Regions from separate parts of the Homo sapiens genome. Here region 2 is linked to region 1. A link is a loop called in an ENCODE intact Hi-C map of the cell type or tissue named here. Cell type or tissue: CD14-positive monocyte. All regions are shown on one strand. Each heading gives the region's core, and the rest is flanking DNA. Links, peaks and the distances in the headings are about the cores only. Region 1 overlaps LINC01104 (long intergenic non-protein coding RNA 1104). Region 2 has its middle 43 kb from the start of CHST10.

Evidence for each region. Hi-C counts contacts between places; a loop is a spot of excess contacts. Peaks named below come from ENCODE experiments on the same cell type or tissue, not always from the same donor. Only the 100,000 strongest peaks of a DNase experiment are listed, where the experiment ranks them.
Region 2: a loop joins it to region 1, with 2.5 times the contacts of the local background. A loop is called at or near these places in 105 of 110 quality-filtered maps.

What each region holds. Positions count from the first base shown.
Region 1 is chr2:100,250,932-100,266,188 of GRCh38, forward strand. LINC01104 (long intergenic non-protein coding RNA 1104) reads left to right here. Exons shown (of 3, transcript NR_103730.1): 3 at 1-553. Among named protein-coding and RNA genes, the nearest start is that of LINC01104, 50 kb to the left of the region's middle. RefSeq lists an enhancer at 4,076-4,575. In CD14-positive monocyte, for the core only: CTCF peaks have their summits at 9,972 (motif pointing left), 10,210 (motif pointing left), 12,094 (motif pointing right) and 12,309; DNase peaks (open chromatin) are centred at 9,960, 11,310 and 12,110; H3K4me3 peaks cover 1,692 bases; H3K27ac peaks cover 578 bases.
Region 2 is chr2:100,370,803-100,378,802 of GRCh38, forward strand. No RefSeq gene overlaps it. Among named protein-coding and RNA genes, the nearest start is that of CHST10, 43 kb to the right of the region's middle. In CD14-positive monocyte, for the core only: no CTCF peak of the experiment used is centred there; no DNase peak of the experiment used is centred there.

The sequences.
Region 1 (15,257 bases), core at 7,258-15,257:
CAACATTTGGCCTCATTCTGTTAGAACACCTGCAAGAGGAGGCTCAGGTGCTGACTGAACAAATCCCCTGGCTCTTGGGGTGGTCCATGCCTTTACCGAATGCCTCCTTTGTTGGGGTCATTCTGCTGGGAAGACATTCCCATTGGAAGATACTGGACCTTTCCTTTACCATGTCAGGCATGACACTCCTACGTTAAAAAACTGTCCATACCAAGGGCATGACAGGCAATTCATAGAAGAAAGCAGGATGATCAATGGCCTATGAAAGGATCCTCAGCTGTGGCTAGGCGCAGTGGCTCACCTCTGTAATCCCAGCACTTTGGGAGGCCAAGGCAAGAGGATCACTTGAGCCCAGGCGTTCGAGACTGGCATGGGAAACATGGCAAAACCCCATCTCTATAAAAACTTAGCTGGGTGTGGTGGCATGTGCCTGGAGTCCCAGCTACTCAGGAGGCTGAGGTGGGAAGATCATCTAAGCCCAGAAGGTTGAGACTGCAGTGAGCCACCATCGTACCACTGCACTCCAGCCTGGATGACAGAGTGAAACCCTGTCAAAAAAAAAAAAAAAAAAATCCTCAGCTGTTCTAGAATCAGAAGGCAAATAAAAACCACAGTGAGACACCTTTCAATTACATCAGATCACCTGAAATCAAAAGTGTTTCACAACAGCACTGGTAAACAATGTTTTTTGTTTGTTTGTTTTTTGAGATGAAGTCTTGCTCTGTTGCCCAGGCTGGAGTGCAGTGGCACCGTCATGGCTCACTGCAACCTGTGCCTCCCAGGTTCAAGCAATTCTCCTGCTGCAGCCTCCCAAGTAGCTGGGGTTACAGGTGCGCACCACCACACCTGGCTAATTTTTGTATTTTCAATAGAGACATGGTCATGTCTACATGTTGGTCAGGCTGGTCTCAAACTCCTGACCTCAAGTGATCCTCCCGCCTTGGCCTCCCAAAGTGTTGGGATTACAGATGTGAGCCAGTGAGCCCGGCCATAAACAATGTTAATAATTGTAGCTTTGTTTAGTTCGGGAAAAGGAAAGAACCCAAATGTTCACTGGAAAGAGGATAGACCTGTAAATTGAGGCACAGTTACACAATGTTAATTACCGATAAAGCTGGGCCTAACCACAGGTTGCAGGAGATATATATATCTATATAGGACACTGTGGAAGGTTGGTCAGTGTTTGAGGACTGGGGTGAGTAAGAACACACGCTTGGTTAAGGTGATTTTCACTTTTTTACTGAGGAACAGCAGACAAACAGCACAAAGTATGTAGCCAAGTTTAAGGGTAAAGTGAACGGCTTAGATTCCTTTTTTTTTTTTTTTTTCTGAGATGGAGTCTTGCTCTGTCACCCAGGCTGGAGTGCAGTGGCGCAATCTCGGCTCACTGCAACCTCCACCTCCCGGGTTCAAGCGATTCTCCTGTCTCAGCCTCCTGAATAGCTGGGATTACAGGTGCACGCAACCACATTTGGCTAATTTTTTGTATTTTAGTAGAGACGGGGTTTCACCGTGTTGCCCAGGCTGGTCTCAAACTCCTGAGCTCAGGCAATCCACCCACCTTGGCCTCCCAAAGTGTTGGGATTACAGGTGTGAGCCACCGCACCCCACTGGCTTATATTCCTTTTTACATCTTTAGTTCCTCAAACAAGCTCCATGGTCGGTGGTCTCTACAGCCTGTACAGAATGAGGAGTTTCCCAGGCTAAAGGCCGGATCTGAGGGCTCACTCACTACCTGTGTGTGTGTGTGTGTGTGTGTGTGTGTGTGTGTGAGTGTGCATGAATGCATGTGCCTGTGTGTGCATGTGTGCACACACACAGACGTTGGGGGAAGGATACACCAGCACTCACAAACCTATTATTTTTATTATTCTTTATTATATCATACTACCTATAATTGTTCACGTCTTAAAAATAAATATGAATCAAATCCATAAACATGTTAGGATTTGATAGAGTCAACAATGGGGCCAAAGGTGGGATTATATTCACAGGGCTTTTCTGTAGTATGCAACATTTCATTTCAAAAATCCGTCCCTGGGTCCTGTCAAGTTACCATCTGCCATCCCAGGTAGAAGTCAGGAACTAGAAGAACTCGCCAAGGTTTGGGAACCTTTGCAAATTGACCACTTTTGTGCTTTCTGTAACCCAGTCTCTCCTTGCAGGGATTATCAAAGCCGTTCTAAAAGTCGAAGAGTCCTGTGTATATATGTTTTGGTGGTCAGAAGAAAGAAGCGAGTGCCCAGGAGGCAGTGTGGAGTTTTCATGGATGACCTCCCAGGCTTGTCTCCTCCTGAGCCAGGGCAGGCCGCCAGATGGGCGTTCCAGCCCAGGGGAGAGCTGTGCTCAGCGGAGCCCCAGCTCCGTAGAATGTGAGTCCCTGGGCCAGGGTGGAGGGGCCCGGTTGGTGAAACCTTGCTTCTGGCCCTGAAAAAGACTTGGCAGGCTTTCCTGCCCAGTGGCTTAGGTGGCGCCTGAGGCATCTTAGGAAAATGCTGTTCAGTTCTTTAGAACCTGAGGTCTGGAGGATCTATTAACATGCTTTTCCCTGGGCTGACCTTAGGACCAGTTCGTTTACCGACATGAAGCGGCATGGCTTTCAAAATGAACAGTGGAGCCAAAGAGAGCAGGAAAGCAGAGAGACCCATGTCCACCCTGAACGCTGGTTGTAGAGGTCCCAGCTGATCACTCCTGGTCTTGACCACTTCCCTCCCCTCCCTTCAGCTGCAGCCTCTCATGCCTTTTGATTATGGTGCTGATGAAAGCGGTGGAAGCAGCTCTTCTCTCAGCATCGGCTACTCCACTTTGCAAGGCCTGCGTTTGGGTTGTGCTTTTCAAGTAAGGAGATGTTGCTACCCTGGGAATCACATCAATGTGTTCTTAATATTTAGGGCTTATTGGTACATGCCTGCTGACTCAGTGAAGGTCCTATTGGATGACAAAAACAAGCAGACCAAAAACTCAAAGGGACTGATATGGTCTGAGTGGCCACAGCTTGATCTGGGCTCATTTTAGAGGCGCTGGGCTGTGCTGCCCTGTCCCAGGCTGCTTGCTGCACACAGCTGTTGGGCGCTGGAAGAGTGGAGAGTCGAGCGGAGGTGGGTGCCGAGTTGAAAACCCACACCAGATTTCAAAGACAAAACAAAGGAAAATAACTCATGAATAGTTTTTCTATGGATTACATGTTGAAATGCTAATTTTTAGATATTTAATATATTAAGTGAAATAAAGTAATATTAAAATTGGTTTCATCTGTTTCTCTTCACTTTTAAAAAATATGGCTACTCGATTACCCATGTGGCTTGCATGTGTGGCTGACATTGTATTTAAGTTGTCTTAAGGGAATGTTACCCTATATATACTAAGGAATCCAGGCTTAAATGAACAAAAAACAAACACCCAAAAAAACAGCAACCAAACCAAACACTCTGCCCGGATGACCCAGCTGTTCCAAAGGTTCTTCTTCTTTGTCTTTTTTTGAGATGGAGTCTTGCTCTGTCACCCAGGCTGGAGTGCAGTGGCAGGATCTTGGCTCACTGCAAGCTCTGCCTCCCAGGTTCATGCCATTCTCCTGCCTCAGCCTCCCAAGTAGCTGGGACCACAGGTGCCCGCCACCACACCTGTATTTTTTTAGTAGAGATGGTGTTTCAGCATGTTAGCCAGGATGGTCTTGATCTCCAGACCTCGTGATCTGCCCATCTCGGCCTCCCAAAGTGCTGGGATTACAGGCGTGAGCCACTGCGCCCGGCCTTATTATCTTTTAACCAATGGTGGTGGGAGTGGCTGGCCTGAACAAGGGAAGCAGGAGGTGCATTGTCTATAGAGAATTTAAAATGAGAAGAAAACTAACTCAAGTTTAGCCCTCTTTTCATCACCACCACAAGCTCCGTTGTGAACAATGTCAGTCCTGAATGACGGCTCCCTGCCCAAATGGGCGGCTCTCGCAGCCCCTGCCCGGCCAGATGTGTCATGTCAGGTGACTGTGTGGTACCTTGGTGTGACTCTTGGCCTTTCTCCCGTCTGTAGAGGGGCCCTCTGGATCCAAGTGGCCATGGCTAGCTTCCTACAACCCAGCCTTCCTGACTTCTCCCAATTTCCCCTCAGCCTCCCGGCCTTGGGCTCGCTCTCCAACGTGAAGTTCTTGCCTCTGCCTTGAATCAGGACTCTGTGGCCTCACCACCACCTGCTGGCAAGCTCCTACCCTTGCCTCAGGACCCGGCCTGGCCTCTCCCCTTCGGTGAAGCCCTTAGCGTCTCGGTCAGTTGGGGCTGCAATAACAAATTACCATAGACTGAGAGGCTTCAAGATAAACACTGATGCTCACAGTTCTGGAGGCTGGAAGTCTCAGGTCAGGGGCCACATGGTCAGGCTCTGGCGACGGCCCTCTGTCAGCTTCTCATGTGTCCTCACATGGTGGAAAGAGGGCAAGAGAGCTCTCGGAGGTCACTTTTATAACGACTCCAATGTCATTTATGGGGGCTCCACCCTCATGCCTCAATTACCTCCCAAAGACCCACCTCCCAGTACAAAGCCATTACACTGCAGGGTTAAGACTTCAACATGAGACTCTGGGGGGCACAAACATTCGGTCCATAATTGCCCATCCACATGGAACGCCCCATCTGTTCATCCACTGCGCCTGCTGCACACCTTAGGGTTGCACTTTAGTATTGCGTTATAATTTTTTATCATTAAGTAGAGCCAGACTACTTGGGTACACACCCCAGATCTGGCCCTTGAGAGCTGTGTGAACTTAGGCCAATCACTTAACCTCTCTGTCCTCATATATAAAATGGGGTAAAACCTCAGTTTCCTCATATATAAAATGGGGTAATAGTACCTCCTCCACGGGGCTGCTGGGAAGATGAAATGAATTAATATCATACAGTAGCCTCTCTTGTCCATGGCTTCATTTTCCACAGTGTCAGTTAGCAGTCATCAATGATGGTTCGAAAATATGAAATGGAAATTTTCAGAAATAAGCAATTCCTAAGTTTTTCATTGCTGCCATTCTGAGCAGCATATTAGACTCTTGTTCTGTCCACTCCCTCCATTTGTCTCATCATGCCTGCATTTCACCATCTCGCTCATCGCAGGAAGGGTGAGTGCAGTACAATCAGATATTCTGAGAAAGAAAGAGGCCACATTCACATAACTGTATTACAGTATATCGTTAGAATTGTTCTATTTTGTTATTAGTTGTTAATCTCTTTCTCTGCCTAATTTATAAATTGAACTTTATCCTAGGTATGTACATTTAGGAAAAAGCAGTATTGTAGGATTTGGTACTACCTCAGTTTCAGGCATCCAGTGGGGGTCTTGGAACTTTTCTCCCATGGATAAGGGGGTGACCGTACATGGGGCTAGAATAATACCAGGAACAGTGCATGGCACGCTGAGCTCCATGGAAGGTGCTAATATTAATATTGGGGGCGATGCTGTGTCTGTCTTCCCTTGAGGGCAGGCCTGGGCTTTGCTCACTTTCCTGTACCCGGGGCCCATCACAGAGCCTGGGCAAGGGAGGTGCTTCATTGTTGTTTTCTGAGTTAATATGTTGTTTTCTGACTAAGTGATAAGAAACAGATGTTGCAGCGAGTCTGCTATGCCCTGGGGCGCCCCTTGGGACACTAGGGTTGGCTGCCACCCCGGCCCCCACCTGATCTCTGCTGGTGCCCCCAGTGTCAGGGGCCGCATCTGACGGGGAGGCTGCATTCCGACCTCTGCTTGGGGGCCACAGGCTGACATCCCCTCTGCTCCCACCGGTCCCTCACTGGCCCCCAATCGCTCCTGACCTCCAGTCCTGACCCCGCTCACCCACCACCCTGCCCACCTCCTGGGCCTGCGCTTCCTCCCACAGCCCTTCCTGGAGGGCAGGGAGGAGGAAACGCTCTTCTCAGGGATGAGGGTCCACTGGGAAGGGGGTCCCCTGGGTTCAAAAGACCTTTGTTGTCCCCACGACAGCTTTGGTGCTTCACTAAGTGTCCTGGGGCTGCAAAAAGCATAGAATTGAAAAGCTCCTAGATGAGGGTTCCCTGGAAAAACAGAACCAATAGAAAGTGTGTATCTGTATTCACAGAAATATAGTTATTCTAGGGAATTGGCTGTCGCAATTGTGGAGGCTGGCAAATCCACAGGCCTGATGTCCCAGTTAGAGTCCACAGATGGAAAGTTATTGGAGAACCAGGAAAAGCTGATGTTCCCATTCAAATGACAGCAGTCAGGTAGGAGAGGCACCCTCTTCCTCAGCCTTTTTATTCTATCTGGGCTCTCAGTTGATTGCAACCCCCTCACCTCACATTAGGGAGGGCCATCTGCTTTACTCTCTCTATTGGTTTAAATGTAAATCTCACGCAAAAACAACCTCACAGAAACACCTGGAATCATGTCTGCCTAAACATCTGGGCACCCTGTGGCCCAGTCAAGTTGACACATAAGATTGGCCATCACAGCTCCTCCCAGGTGGGTGCCAGGGAGTGATGAGGAAAGGAAGGGCCCGTGCCAATGAGAGAGACCAATAAGTGGCATTGATTTTCTGGCTCAGATCCTTAGTTGTGCCACTGCCCCCTATACAACCCTGGGCAAGCCAACTTGTCTCTTTGTGCCTGTGTCTCCATCTAGGCAGTGGGGCCAGGCCAGTGCCCACCTTGGAGGCAGCACATGCAAAGGGCCCTGAGCTGTCCCTGGCACCCTGGGTGGTGTCATTGGTAGTTTTATAGTGTGGTTGGGACCCTGGCCAGAGAAGCTGGAGAAATTTGGGGCAAGGAGAATGAGGAGTGAGCCAGGAAGGCTCCCAATTAAACTAAAAAATCACTGCCGTGGCTTTGCATCTTATTTTCTTTTATTGCATTTTAGCTTTTGGATTTAGGGCCTTTTGAAGGTGAATTTCATCAGACTGAAGAACTGTGTGAAAACCTGCTTTTTCTGGACTAAATACACACAGGCGGGTCAGATACCCAGGACGCCCAGAGCCCTCCCTCTACAAGGCATGGGCGTTCCTCCTGCCCTCCACCTTCCAGATGCCAGGGTCTTCAGGGTCCTGCATTCATGCAGGGACGCTGAGTCCAATTCAACTACCTGCTCTCTAATCCCAGCTCTTTCTAGCGGGGCATTTTAGGTGATTCATGCTGCAGCCTGCACGAATCAAAGCTAAAAATAGGCACATTTTCATGGCAAGAGAAAACAGAGTCCTTAGAAAACACGACTCCCGGAAAAACCAAATCAGTAATCCAGACTCGGCGGCCCTGGGCGGATGACCAGTCATGGGTTCAATTTGTATTTCCTGAGCACCTACTGTATACAGGGTGCTGGGGGTGGGGCCCTTTTCTCTCTTCTCATGGATCAGAAGGAAGGAATTTCCCCTCCTTTGTCACCCCAGGAGAGGAGCGCCTTCTCATCTGAAGTTTGAACTTGACATTCACGGTCCATCGTTCACCTGTGGGCACAGTGCTCCTGCCCCTCCCACTCCTGGCTCCATGCTCACGATCCTGGAGGCATCCTCCTGGAGGATGCTCATTCCACAGATGTGCCCAGATAATGTAAGATGCATAGACTTCGTTGGCCTAAAGAAAATGTCTTCCAATTAAGCTGTCTTCCTGCTAGCATTGTCTCTTCAGAGACACCCCATGGGGTCTGGGGGGCAGAGAGCTGGGGACGGCATTGGTGTAGGGCAGGGGTAACTGGCTGGGGTGGAAAGCCTGCTCCCCCAGTCCTCAGATGTGTGAATGGCAGCAGGGTCACCTAAGCTCCTTGAGTCTGCCTTCCCTCCTCTGTAAAATGGGATAATAGTTGTGGAGCCCATGGGCTTGCAGTGAGGAGCCCGCAGATGTCAGATGCTGTGGCTGTCCTCGTCATCATCATTATTAGGACTGCTATTATGATGGCCCCACCAATGGCGGTCTGTGCATTAGCCATCTGAGGGGTGTCCAAAGGCCACGGACTATCCCCACATCTGCATACATCCTTGTGGTACTTTCTCTTTTTTAAGGTTCTTAAGAATGCATGCAATTTTTTTTTTTTTTTTGCAGGTGAATCTGGGATGGGACCTTATTACTCCCCTTACACCACCAGTAAAAATTGGCACACCTGATGAACTCATCGCTACCCACTGCTAGATGCCAGAGCAGGGGATGGAGGAATGAGCAAGTAGCACCTGGAGTCTGATGGGGGGCAGCAGGAAAGGTAGGGGTTGGGAATGCCGAAGAAGGAAGGGTCACCTTAAGGAAGCTGGTGCTGGGGGCAGACTTCACCAACAGGAGAATGGCTGAGGCATGGCCACAAGCCACCCTTTCTCTAGTGCAGTGCTTTTCTGACTCTCGAGCACATGCGTGGCTGCTGCAGGTTTGTTAGAACCCAGCTGGCTGGTCCCCACCCGAGAGCTTCTCATTTGGCAGATCTGGGATGGGGCCGAAGACTGCATGTCTGGCAAGTTCCCAAGCGATGCAAACATGGCTGCTCTCAAGAATGAGCTTTGAGAACCACTGTTTAAACCCATAATCTTCAAGTGTTTCAAAGCCAGGGATTGGTCAAATGAAATATTTTGGAGGCAAAAATAAAGCAATGAGGCCGGGAGTGGCGGCTCACACCTGTAATCCCAGCACTTTGGGAGGCCAAGGCGGGCGGATCACTTGGGGTCAGGAGTTCGGGACAAGCCCATGCAACATGGTGAAACCCCATCTCTACTAAAAATAGAAAAAGTAGCTGGGAGTGGTGGTGTGTGCCTGTAGTCCCAGCTACTTGGGAGGCTGAGGCAGGAGAATCGCTTGAACCCGGGAGGTGGAGGTTGCAGTGAGCTGAGATCGTGCCACTGCACTCCAGCCTGGGCGACAGAGCAAGACTCCGTCTCAAACAAACAAACAAAAACAAACCAAACAATAATAAAGCAACAAACAAGGTGATGGTACAGGGCTTGGCAGTGCCAGACACTTCCTAAGGCACAATTCCAAACCAAATGGAAATTCTGAAGTTCCCCCTTGGCTTTAGACCAGGCATCAGACAGCAGTGAGTCCAGGCCTTGTGTTGTGCATCTTAAAAGAACTGGTTCCAACCACATAGTATTCAGGATTGGGTGTCCCAGCAATCTGTGTTTCAGTGAACCCAGATGCTTCTGAGTGTGTGAAGGCTTGAGAGGCACTGGCATATATCACTTATAGTGGCTTCAGTTACCTGCTGATGCCCATACCTGCAGCTGTATCTCACCCTAGGTGGCAGCCTCAGGTCTCCTGAGCTCACAGCCAGCTCCACCTGCACCTGCCTTTCCCAGGCTACTGAGAACTTACATCTGAACATATAGCTGAGCTCAGATCCTTCTCCCCAGCCTCTCTTCTTCCTGGGCTCCCTAACCCGAGAAGAGCATGGTCATGTACTAATTGCTCACTATGTGCCTTGCACTGATAGGCGCTCCATATACATTAACTCCAAACCAAGGTAGATATTAGAATTCTCATTCTATAAATAAGGCTTTCAAGTCTCCAAGAAGTGAAGCACCTTGTCCAAGGTCACCTAGCCAGCAAAGATTTAAACCCAGGCCTGGGGCCTGCAGCACAGTCCTTTGACTCTACCACGCTACCTGGCATCATGCACCCAGCAGACCCAGCAGACAGAGCCAGAAACTCACTCACCATCCAGGACCTGGATTTATTGCATTTGATATTCACACCTTTTTACAGAGAGGATCTACAGATTTCATCAGCTGTGAACAACAACAAAAAGAGTACGTAGGAATTCCAAAATCCTGTAATAACAATGAAAATCACGGTAAGAGTAATATTTTGGAAGACTGTTCTCTGGTTCAAGGCCTTACACTAAGCGCCTTCCCGCCTGGCCGTGGGGAGGGACTTAGCATGTCCCAGGCAGCTCAACTTTGCAGAAAAGGAGCATCTCCCATCCCTTCCACAGGCAGCAGCTTTCTCCAGTCCATGCTTCAGAGACAGAGGCACCCTGCCGAAGTCCCTCCATTCCTGAGGGTGCAGTGACCCCATGTGGCCAATTCCAAATGTAGCCACTTGATGGACATTGGGCTGTGACTGCTATTTCTTCTTCATTTAAGCAATTCTCCAATTGCTGTCTTTTGCTGAAGTTTTGCTTTCATTCCACTGAGGAGGAGAGGCAACAGAGGCGGCTTGGAATGGGAAGGGCGGGGCTGAGCTTGCAGGGACAATGTCCACCTAGCCTGCTGGCCACAAGGACCCTCCAGCTCTGAAGGTGCGCTGAGAGCGACCCCTTCGGGCCACATTGGAGGGGCAGCAACAGGTGATCTGGATGGCTGGCCTGAAGCCTTCTAGGCCCCAACCAGGCTGCTGCATCGCAGAGAAAGGAGAGAGAGAGACAGATGAGACCAAGGAAACTCTGCACTGAGTCACCCCCAGACTCAGGAGGGGGAAATGGGGGGCTGTCATGTGAGAGCTGGGAGGGCCCATGGGGTTATCAAAGTCATGGCCACATTTTATAAAGACAGCGAGGGCCAGAGTGTGACAAGGTCTCTCCTTAAAGCCGCCCACTAATATGTGTGAGCCGGTGAGGAACTGCATGTGGCTGCTACCAACATATGCCGAGTCACAGGGGCTTCAGCTAGGTAGGGGTGTCTTTCTCTTATGTAATCTGAAATTTCTCAGAAGCAGGTGGTCCAGGGCTGCTAGGGAGGCCCCACGATGTCATGAGAGACCCCAACTCTGTCTTCTGCTTCACCAGTCCTAAAACATGGCATTTCTCCACAAGCCTACATCATGGTCACGACATCTGCTTCAGCTCCCCTCTCACTCCTGAGTCCCAGGCAGGGAAAAGAAAGAAGAGGGAAAGCTCAGAGGCTGACTGTCAGAAGCATAAGCTTCCCCTTCAATAGCATTTCCTGAGGTTTCACCCAATAACTTCCTTTTATCGTATTGGCCATTGGAACTGTAGTTTGTAAGCTGAGCGTATTCCTAGAAGGAAGGAGAGAATGAAGATATAGATTACTAGAGGCCTCACCCATCTCCACTCGGGATAATAACAGCTACCATTTCTTTGGAGCTTACTATGTTTACATGAATTTATCTATCCTCAGAATAACCCTGGCAGATGAGTTTGTTATCCCATTTCACAGGTGAGGAAAGTGAAGTTTAGTGAGCTTAGGTTAACTGAACCACACCTAGTGAGGGCTGGGGACAAAATCTGAAACTAGATATGACTCAAATCCTACAGTCTTCACCTTACAGCACCTAACAAAGGGGCAGAGACACAGGACTCAGGCTTCCAAAGCTATGTTACAAAGCCACTCTCCCTTGGCGTGGTAACCACTGATACTTCCCTGTAAATGGAGGAAGCAGCATGAAAACAGGCTTTTTGAGGAAGGAGCTGCGGCCGCTGTCACCATTGTTGGGAAGGACAGAGCACTATACTCGGTTTGTATCTAGTAAGCAAGTTTGCCCAAGAGTTCATTTCCCCAGACTCTTAATCCATTCTCTGACCTGCTGTCACTCTTACAGACTCCAGGAGAAACCTTCCACATATCTGTGAAACTAGGTGATTTTGGTTTCACCATGATCAGTAAAAGATAATCAGTTCATCCTCTTTTACTATTTATACAGCTGTGTCCAGGATTTTGTAAAAAATCTTTTAAATGTACAATAAAGGTAAATCCTTTGGCTTTGTGAAAAGGTCCTTGGCTTCATAAAAGGACTCATTCCAGGGCTCCTTTAAGTGAAGGTCTCCAATATCTTTAAATATAAAATATTTTAAAGTAATAGCCACTCAAGAAAGAGGCCTGAGCACAGAGAAACTTAAAGCTAGAGTGTGTGACACAGCGCCACCTGAAGATCAAGCGGAGATGAAGAAGGGTAGCTATGTAGGTCAGCGGGGAAATGGAGCTGGTTGACAACAGGATCTTCCAACTGGCCTCTTTGACAGAGGGACGTCCAACTCTGCCTAGGGCATGTGACAGTGGAGAGACATCTAGGGTGGTCCTGCTTCACAATGATATGGCCTATGGTTTGTCGTCTTGAAGCCATTCGTCCTGGGTTCTCAGCGAAGCCTTGTCAACGTCGCTGATGTATCCCAAATCTTTGGAAAGCAGGGAAATCCTGCTCGCAGCTCATACCCGGGCTCTCCAGTCCCCTGCAGTACTGGAGGATGTCCAGCAGGTGGCGCAAAAGACAAGGGCTCGCCTTACCCATCTCTTGTCCTTATGAAGGAAATTTGACCAAAATGACAGCCCCCTCCTTCCTTCCCCTCCCTCCTTTCCTTCCTTCCATCCTCTCCTTCTCTTCTGTCCCTCTCTTTCTTCTTTATTCATTGAATCATCAAGTATCCATGAAAGACTACAAGCAGAGCTCTGTGCAAGATAATGGGGGGATGAATTAGGACAGGGTCCTTTGCCTTTGAGGAACCTGGAGTATAATAAAAAAGTAAAATAATAAACAACCGAAATACAAGAGGTGGCACAGGCTTCTGAGGGAGCAGTGTCACTCTTGAGCTGTATCATCGCAGCCTGCAGGTTCTGGAGTCAGACCAACCTGTCTTGTCTGTCTTCTGGTCCCGATTCCACACTTGCTGCAACCTTGTGCAAGCGCCTTAATGCCTCAAAGCCTCCGTTTCCTTATCTGTAAAATGAGGATAACAATAGATTGTCCTATGACATGTTCATAAGGTTGGCATAAGGAGTTAACATACCTAAAACATTTAGCACATTTTTAAAAAAACCAAAACGTTATTTAAAACATATAACTCATTCGTTCTTGCATGCATTCATTTATTCTATAGGCATTTGCATGACAACCATGTGAAGAAGGCTGTCCTTGTTATTATAGGAGGTACAAAGTAAATAGAAGGAATACTTCTCAGTGTGGGGATTTGCAGTCAGGGTGAATATTTCTTCAACATCTTCTTGAACACTTTTCTCTGTGACAGTCAAAATCAGCCTGGACTGAAAAGAGAAGAAAGCAGCCTAGCTGTTAATCCCGCTGGGAGGACACACTCTGATAAAGCCAGCTGCAGCATCCGCCGAAAATGCCATTTCTCCCGGGGTCAACCTATAGCTGGAAAATGCCAGGATGATCTCCCTTGAGTGAGCACTGCTTCCTCACCAATCGTGCCCTAGAGCCGCTTTGCTGCACCCCTCTTTTGCTACGAATCCCCAAATGCTGAGCCCTCCTTGCTCTTGCTGGCACCCAAACAGTAGTCAATCCTGCTGTTCCTGAGACTGTCTTGGAAACAGCAGCCAGCACAGGATGGATCCCACTTCCTCAGACCCTCATCAGAGTCTCCAGGGAGAGCCCAGACCTTCTAGAAGGGGCTTCCCTCCCCCTCCCCCACCAAGTGTGCAGCACTCCCAGATTCTAAAGTCATGTCAGTCAGTGGCATTTTTCGGACCGAGGGGTGCATGGTGGTCTTCGGCAGATGGAAACTCACTTTTGCGAGCTCCCTGATAGCGGGGTGCAGGCCTCCACCTCCTCAGAGGCCCGCATGAGAAATCTTGGCAGGGAGGGAGGCAAGGGAGGAACGGGGCTCAGCTGGAATCCTGACTTCAGCAAAGGCGATGGAGGAAAGTTAAGGGCAGTGGCTGCAGTTATGTGAATCAGATGCAGCCCCAGCAGAGCTTCTGGTGCCCAGGCTGGAGCACCCCCAAGTGCCCCTTGAGCTATGAGCATCCAGCGAGACACTGGGCGTGCACAGCCTTATGGTGGGCTGTGGCATCGAACCACTGAATGAGAGAAGGTCTCTAGTAGAATCCGCCCTTCCTTCCTCCCCTCCCTCCTGCCTCCATCTTTCCCTTCCTTCTTCCCTCCCTCCTTCCTTCCACAAGCATCTTTGTGCAGGAACTGTGTTGAGTGTTGGGGGCACAGATGCCTCTGGCCAGTCCCCACATCCCCAGGCTTCTGAAGATTTCATCATGACACAGTGACAGTGGAGGGACAATCTCCCAGGTGGGGCGGCATCTGGGGGCAGGTGGCACCTGTGCACCCTTGAGCATGGGTTTGAGGGCACCCTACCGTTCCATTTTTGGGGTCTGGGCCAACATGCAGATCTGAGCCTCTGCAGGCCTGTGAGGCTGGTTCCGCTCAGCTGGCACCTTGGTTATCTGCTGAGCAGTAGCGACTGCTCTTTCAGGCCACAGTGTGTGCCACCAGGCCCATGTTAGGGATCTTAGGTCTCAGGGGTGTGTGGAATACCACGCCCCTCACTCTCCCTGGGTATGGAAGGGTGTGAGACACAGCACACTCTCCTCCCTAGCCAGACTGCAGGGATCTCCACCTCCTCCCCTAGAAATAAGGGTACTGTATGCATAGTGCTAGGAGTCAGAGCCCCCACCTCAGGACTGGGAGGAGGAAGAAAAAGGGCCCTGGGGCATGGAGAAATGTCTGACTCTCATCTCCCAACACACACACCCACCCTTCTCCTTCTCCCCAGCCCTAAGCCCTCCCTCCCCACAGGGAGTGTCAGCTGGGTGCAGGTGCTCGCTTCACGCATGCTGTGCTGAATCTTCTGGACGCTCCCACACTGCCTGGCCTGACTCCACCCTTCGGAGGCCATGCGCTCTGTGAAAGGGCATTGGCGGCAGTTGTGTGAATCAGAAGCAGTGGTCCTGCCTGAGACCGTGGTCCGGCCAGAGGCAGGGATCCAGGAGGCCTGGGGCCTAGCATAGGCCCAGGTTAGTCTGTGACCTTAGCAGTTCACTCCCTTACTTTGAGTTTGAGTGAGGGGTTGGGTCGCTGTGTCCCCAGGGAAAAATTTCCCTTTGGAAACCCAGACATTTCAACCTGCAGAGCTCAGAATTCAGGGCATGGGAAGCACAGATGCTCCAAGTTGGCTTCTGGGAGCTGGAGTCAGCACATCTTGGTTTCCAGACCTGAGGGCTTTCTACTGGGGACAAAGTGTCATGTAAAAGTGCTTGATCCCAAGTGCCTCCTGCATCCTGGAGGACAGCATCCCATTCTTGTCAGGTAGTGCCTGTGAGCTGGCACTAGGCCTTTAACAGCCATGCCAATTTCCTATAAGATCAGAAGCTCCTGTCTAGTTCAGTAGGTGACAGGCATCCACCATCACAGCCCATGCTGCGTCCTTCACAATGGAGGTGCTGTCCACTGCCGACAAAGCCAACACTCCATGAGCCCTGTCTTAGTGCTTCTGATGGAGGCCTTCTGGTTGGGAGAGAAATCTGTACTCAGAGTAGCAGTCTATTTAGATTTCAGAATGAGTCAGTGGCCCTTCGGCTTTCTATCAAGTTCAGTATTTGTCTCCATTACTGGCAGACTGGACACTTGGTGGAAGCAGTAGCTACATTATCT
Region 2 (8,000 bases), core at 1-8,000, 110 kb after region 1:
GCCATGAGGAATGATAATCTTATAACAGGATCTGCATGATTCTTGGACAGTAGGTAGCTAAAAACTTTGAGGAAGCAGGTCTGAGAGTAGCTGATCTAATGATCAATGCTGAGTGTGCTGCAGGTTTGGTTAGTTTCCCATCTGCCCCTCTCTTGCTCCTTGATTAACTCTATAAAGTTCATAGGTATGGTGTCACTATAAAATGACCAGTTTCTAACAATAAAAATATATAAAGCATACAAAGAACAGGGAAATATGACCCATCCACCAGAGCAAGCAATGAAAACTGGCTATGAAAGTGACTAGATGTTGGATTTAACAGACAAATATTAAAAGTAGCTGTTACAAACCTGTTTAAAGAGGTAAAGGGAACCATGACTAAAGAAGTAAAGGAAGTATGATGACAATGTTGCATAAAGTGTAGAATGTCAATAAAGAGATAGAAATTACACACATATGTGTATATATACACGCACACATACACACACACACAGATGCTCCTTGGCTTATAATGGATAAGTCCATTGTAAGTCAAAAATATGAAGAGTCAAAAATGTATTTTTGCTGGGTTTGGTGGCTCATATCTATAATCCAAGCACTTTGGGAGGCTGAGGTGGGAGGATCACTTGAGCCCAGGCATTCGAGACCAGCCTGGCAACATAATGAGAACCCGTCTCTATAAAAAAATGCATTTAATATCCTGATAAACTAATCACAAAGTCAAAAAATGTAAATCAAACCATTGTAAATCAGGGACTGTCTGCATATAGAACTAAATGGATAAGTAGAGCATTAAAAAGTACAATAACTGAAGTAAAAAATTCACTTGAGTCTCAACAGTTGACTTGAACTGGCAGAAGAATTAGCAAATTTAAAGATATCCCAATACAGATTATACAATCTGAAGAGCAGAGAGAAAAAAAAAGAAGAGTACCTAACAGAAAGTTTATACCTTTAATATACCATTAAGCATATTAACATACATATAATGAAGGTACCAGGAGAGGAGAGAGCAAAAGAAGCAGAACAAAGAGTTGAAGAAATAATGACTGAAAACTCCCCAAATTTGATGAAAAATCATTAATCTACACAACTAGGAAGCTCGATGGACCTCAAATAGGATAAATGCAAAGATATTCACAAATAGATACATCACCATAAAAATGCTGAAAGCCAAAGACAGTGAGAACATCTTGAAAGCAGCCAGAAAAAAAAAAAAACAATCACTGTCCAAGAATCATGCAGATCCTGTTATAAGATTATCGTTCCCCTTAACTGCTCTATAGATAACAATTTAAGCACTGTAAAATATTAAGTTTTCCATTTGAGATATTCTTTCAAGAATATCTCAAGCAGGACGTCCAGCTTCTGAGTGGGAACCTTCAAGGAAACTCACAAGGAAACTCTTATAAGATTATCCACTGACTTCAGTACAAACAATGAGAGCCAGAAGGCATTAGGATAATATAGTCAAAGTGCTCAAAGTAAGCAAAAAAAAAAAAAAAAAAAAAACTGTCAACAAAAAACCCTATATTCAGCAAAGCTATTTTTCAAAAATGCAGGCAAATAGAGCTTTTTTTTTTTGAAAATGCAGGCAAATATCTCATAGATAAGCAAAAAAGGAGAGTATTTGTTATTGGCAGAGCTGCCTTACAGAAAACACTAAAGAAATTCTTCAGGCTGAAAACAAATTATCCCAGACAGTAACTTCAATCCCCATGATAAAGCACAGACCACCAGGAAACATAATCATGTAATTATAACATACAGTATAAATGCATATTTCTTCTCTTTTATTCCCTTAACTGTTTTACAAAGTAATTGTATAAAACTATATATGTGTGTATATATGATATAAATTATATACATAAGTTAGAAATTATATACATGTGTGTATATGTATATGATGTGTTATGAGGGGTCTATAATATATAGAAATATATGCCAATAACAGCACAAGTGGATGAGAGAAAAAGTGTATTTGGCTGAGAAAATGACTCCAGCTAGCAACTCAAATCCAGGCAAATAAAGAGAGCCAGACATAATAAATAAGAAGACTGAAATAACAAAAGCTACACATATATACTTACTTTTTTTCTTTCCTTCCTTAACTTCTGTATTAGTTTTCTGGGGTTGCCACAACAAATTATCACAAAACTAAGTGGCTTGAAACAATGTAAGCTAATCCTCTCACAGCTCTGGAGGCTACAAGTCTGAAATCAAGGTGGTAGCAAGGTTGAGTCCTCCTGCAGGTTTCTGGGGGACAATCTGTTCCATGCTTCTCTCTTAGCTTCTGGTGTTCAGCAATCTTTGACATTCCTTACCAGGTAGATGCATCACTCCAGTCTGCCTTCCCTGTGCTTTTCTTCTCCTTGTGTGTCTCTGTGTCTTCACATGGCATTCTCCTTTTTATGTCTTTCTCACTCCTCTTCTTGTAAAGACACGACTCATATTGGGTTAAGGGCCTACCCTACTCCAAAATTATCTCATCTTAACTAACTATGTTTACAATAAGCCCATTTCCAAATAAGGTCATATTCTGAGGTTCTGAGGCTTAGTACATATCTTTTGGGGGAACATAATTCAACCCATAACAGCTCCTTTAAAATACATAAAATTATAAAAATAATAATTATTAAAATGTAGTGTTACATGTTTAACATTAGTTTATGTATAAAAATAATGCCCCAGAAAGTGAGGAAGTGAATAGAGCTATAGCAGTGACATTTTTATATCTCACTGGAATGAAGTTAGTATGAACAAAGTTGTCAAAGCTTTAACTAGAATTGCCAAGAAAAAAAAGAAGGAAGACAAAAAATACTAGACTCAGAAATAAAAAAGGACATCACAGAAATAGAAAAGATTATAAAGAAATATAATTTGTGTGTCAATAAATGGATAATTTAGATGAAATGGACAAATTCATTATAAACTCATAAACTACAAAAACTGATAACAAATAGACAATCTGAACAGACCAATAGAAAAGAGGTTGAATTAGTAATAAAGAACTCTCTACAAAGATAACCACAGGACCAGATGGATTCACTAGTGAATTTAACCAAACATTTAAAGAAGAATTAATTCCAATTATTAACAAACTCTTCCAAAACATTTAGAAAAAGGGAAAACACTTCCCAACTCATTCTATGAGGCAATTGCTTCCGTGATACCAAAACCAAAGACATCATGAGAAATTGATAGACCACTATTTCTTATGAATATAGACATAAAAATCCTCAACAAAATATTGAAAAACTGAATCCAGAGTTGTATAAAAAGGATTATATATCATCACCAAGGGGGAATTTTCGCAGGCACACAGTGTTTTTTTAAACACTGGAACATCCATTAAATTAATATGCCAAATTAGTAGAAGAAAGGAGAAAACCATTGATTATCTCAATTGATGCAGAGAAATCATGTGATAAAATCTGACAGCATCTTATGATAAAAAGCACTAAACAAACTAGCTATGGAACTTCCTCCATCTGACAAAGGGCATCTACAAAAAGTTCGTAATTAACATCATACTTTATGGTGAAAGACTGGATGCTGTCTCCCTAAAATCAGGAACAAGGAAGGAATGTCGTATCTTACCACTTCTATTTGATGTTGATTGCTACATGCTACAACATGGATGAACACTTTGAACACTTACACTTAGTCATAAAAGCCAGACATAAAATATCACGTTATATGATCTTATTTATATAAAATGTCCAGAATAAGCAAATCTATAGAGACAGAAAGTAAATTAGTCATTTCTCGGTGAGGGAAAAGGTGGGGAAGAAACAGAGGATAATAGTGAAAGAGTATGGTGCTTCTTTTTGGCTTGATAGAAATGTTCTAAAATTGACTAGGTAGACAGGTGCACATACCAATTATACTCAAAACCATTTAAATTGATAAATTGTATGATATATGAAATATATCTCTGTAATAGAGATATTATAAAATTATTTTCACAAAAGCACTTTTCAAACAATTTGACATTTCCCTAATCCACGAAGGAACGCTCAACAAAAAATTAAAAATTTTGTCTACAGTCTGAATTCACTACCACAGTTTAGTGATATGGTAATCATTAAAAGGACTTAACAAGCAAACAAAATACGAATTTCTAGCAACTATACATATTTATGTTAAAGGTATTTTTAAAAATACATCTAAAAAGAATGTCAAAGTCAAAATTCTTTAGGACTAGACAGCAAAAAGACCTACAACTCAAAGACTGTGCTGAGAGAAAAATTAGAGCCTTGAAGAAAATTTTAAAAATTTTAAAATTTCTCTCAGGGAAAAAAAAAGAAAAAAAAAGCAAGAAAATAAACTTAAAGAAAGTGGACTAAAGTAATCATAAAGGAATGAACAAAAATTAATAATAGAAAATAAAATAAAACAGTAGATTTGACTAATAAAAGTCGAAAGCGCTGGGCGCGGTGGCTAATGCCTGTAATCCCAACACTTTGGGAGGCCAAGGCGGGCAGATCACATGAGGTCAGGAGTTCAAGACCAGCCTGGCCAACATGATGAAACCCTGTCTCTACTAAAAATACAAAAATTAGCCGGGCATGGTGGCGGGCACCTGTAGTCCCAGCTACTCAGGAGGCTGAAGCAGGGGAATTGCTTGAACCCGGGAGGTGGAGGTTGCAGTGAGCCGAAATTATGCTACAGCATTCCAGGCTGAGTGACGAAGTGAGACTCCGTCTCAAAAAAATAAAAATAATTCAAAAGACCAACATCATAAGACCAACATTTGAGAAGACCAACATCATAGACAAATATTTAGAAGTATAATTAAGACAAAAACCAGAAAGAAGACAGTAATGAAAAACAGAAGCAATGAAAGGAGGCTTAACTACAGATACAAAAGAGTTTTTTAAAATTAGAAATTAATATTTCTTTACTTCATTGAATTTGCAAGCTTAGATGACATAGGCAACTCACAGGATTATAAAAGTTCCAAAGTTGGTCCAAAGTGGAGTAGAAAGCTTATGCAAACCAACAACCATAGAAAAAAATGAAATAACATTTGAAGAGGTATTCTGTCTGCCAAAGGTTCAAGGCCCATATGGTGGTTTGGGGTGTATTTTCTAAAACCTCCAAGGAACAAATAACTCATAGCTTATGCAAACTGTTCCAGGGCACAGAAAAAAAAGGGGTGGGGGGACAGGCAGGTGATGCTAACCAGCTCCAGCTCATTAGGAGCCCAGTATAATCCTGTGCTCAAATGAGACAAAAGAAGGACAAGAGAATTTCATCTTTCTGGTTTTCAAAAACTGGTTCAAAATCAATGAGAACACTTGGACACAGGGTGGGGAACATCACACACCGGGGCCTGTTGTGGGGTGGGAGGAGGGGGAGGGATAGCATTAGGAGATATACCTAATATAAATGATGAGTTAATGGGTGCAGCACACCAACATGGCACATGTATACATATGTAACAAACCTGCATGTTGTGCACATGTACCCTAGAACTTAAAGTATAATAAAAAATAAATAAATTAATTTAAAAAATTGGTTGAAAACTATGGTTAGTGATACTTCTTGTAATTGTCCTATTCTGTCTGCTCTGTTTATGATGCTTCCTCCTGTAGGTTCCTTCCTCCTGTAGGTTCCTTGTGGGCCTTGCTGCCCCTGTTTATGGTGCTGTTTCCCCTCAAGTGTCTCATGCTCCTTGGTTGTGAGGTTTGAGGTTCCCTGCTCCCATGTCATTAACTGCTGTCTCTTTGCAGTGCCCTGCCTCCAGTGTTTGAGGGGAAGGAGGAGGCATGTCTCTTTGGGAGGAAGGTGTGTAGCAGCTCATCTCCTGAGTCCGAGGCTCCCTGTTCCTCTTTTTTTCTTTTCTTTTCTTTTTTTTTTGAGACAGAATCTCGCTCTGTTCCCCAGGCTAGAGTGCAGTGGTGCAATCTTGGCTCACTGCAACCTCCGCCTCCCGGGTTCAAGTGAGTCTCCTGCCTCAGCCTCGCAAGTAGCTGGGAGTACAGGCATGTGCCACCACATTCAGCTAATTTTTGTATTTTTAGTAGGGGTGGAGTTTCACCATGTTGGTCAGACTGGTCTCAAGCTCCTGACCTCAAATGATCCACCCACCTTGGCCTCCCAAAGTGCTGGGATTAGAGGCGTGAGCCACCGCGCCCAGCCTCCCTGTTCCCCTTGAGCTATGTGGAATCTCCAGCCCTGGGGCACATCCACTCATTACTTTGAGCTGAGGGCAAACACCTCTGCTGTTACCTACTTGGCACAAGCTTGGCAAAGGGCCAGACCTAACTGGGAACTCTGAATGTCGTTCTCGACCCAATCGCTTTTCAGGTTTCCCAGGTTCCCTGCTGCTCCCTGTGTCCAATGTCCCCGAACTTGGAACATTCCCAGAGTAGTGGCCACTCTTTTGCTGCCACAGCCCTTTCTGGGTTTGAGGCTATCATTGTCTTCATTAATCATATTCTGTCTGTTTTCTGTTTCGCAGGGATTACCTAAAATTTGCCTTCAATTGATGACCCTTTTTCTTTTCCTGGCACTAACAGCATTGCTATTAATTTGCTTTACTAGAAAGGTATTCGGTCACTTCCTCTCAAGTTTGGCCTTTGGTCAGTGGGGACCCATACGGGTTCAACATGCTTGTTGAGAAGTGTTATTTCTGTTCGGGGCCCATCTACCCTGGCCACGGCATGATGTTCACCTGCAACAATTCCAAGGTGTTCAGATTTTGCAAATCTAAATTTCACAGAAAGACATTCTTCTGCTATTGCTAGGGAATGTTCTTTCTGCTTCACTGTGCTGCTTTGCCCCCAAGTGTCTGATGTTTCTTGATTGCGCATCACTCATTATTAGGTCTGAGATTCCCTGTTCGCTTGTTGGTAGCTGCTGTTCTTGTTTGCTGTCTCCTGTCCCCAGTGTTTTAGGGGAAGGAGGAGGACTTGTTGCCTGGGTAGGTGGGCAAGAAGAAAGTTGCAAAGAAATAATGAAAGCAAAGGGAAGGAGAGGTAGGTGGGTGTGCTCAGCCAGCCCCTTTGATCTAATCTTTATATCTATACTAATTTCAAGGTGCTTTTAGTTATAAACTACATGTTGTTCTAACACTGAAATAGTGAACTAACTTTCTTAAATTGGTAAAATAGGTACTTATACCAATGTTACTTAAACAATAGAAATAAAAGTAATATTATTACTGCTTATCTGGCAGCACAGTTGTCAACTGGTTTCACCTTACCCCCTTAAAGCCTACCTCTTTCTGTTTCTCCCTCTCTTATGTGGCACATTCAGTGCTCTTGGCGTCCTCAGTGAAATCAGCTCTTTGCTCACCCAACACATCGAGATTCTCAACTAAATGAGAAGAGCATCCTGAAATGACTTCCTACAAGAGGTCCAACTTCTCCACAATTATGTTTGCTTAAATTTACATTTTTCTCATTTACCAAGAGGATATACTAAATGATTAGTTGATTTTAGAATGTACATTCTTAAGGGCCAGAGAGTTCCTATCACTAGATTATTAGCTCTTTGCAGATCATATATTATTAAGCCCTACAAAGGGGTGTTATTTGATGGTGATGATGACAGGGATGATGCTCTATGCAGTGTATCCTTCTGAAAGAGAGCCTGGTAGTGTCCATTTATCAACCTCAAAGTGCTGTGTAAAACCAAAATATTCTACTCTCATCATTAAATTCTATACTTTATTATTTACTATAGCATCTAAGATCTTCTTGATCTTAAGCACATTTTTAGCCTGTATCACCTCCTAAACACAAACATTCAAGGAACTATAGTTAGTTTTTATAGCATTATATCCCAGGATGGTAGCTGGCATTATTGTGTCTACTGAAAAGTACTAAGGAACACACAAAGGTGAAGTAATTAATCATATGCCAAGACAGCAAAAGAACCGCAATGACATGTTTTAGGTGTAGAAACCCCTGTTCTACCTAGTAGACTCGGTGCCAGCCCCTCGGCAAGCACTGAGCACGCCCGTTCCTCATTTTCACAATCAAACTTAC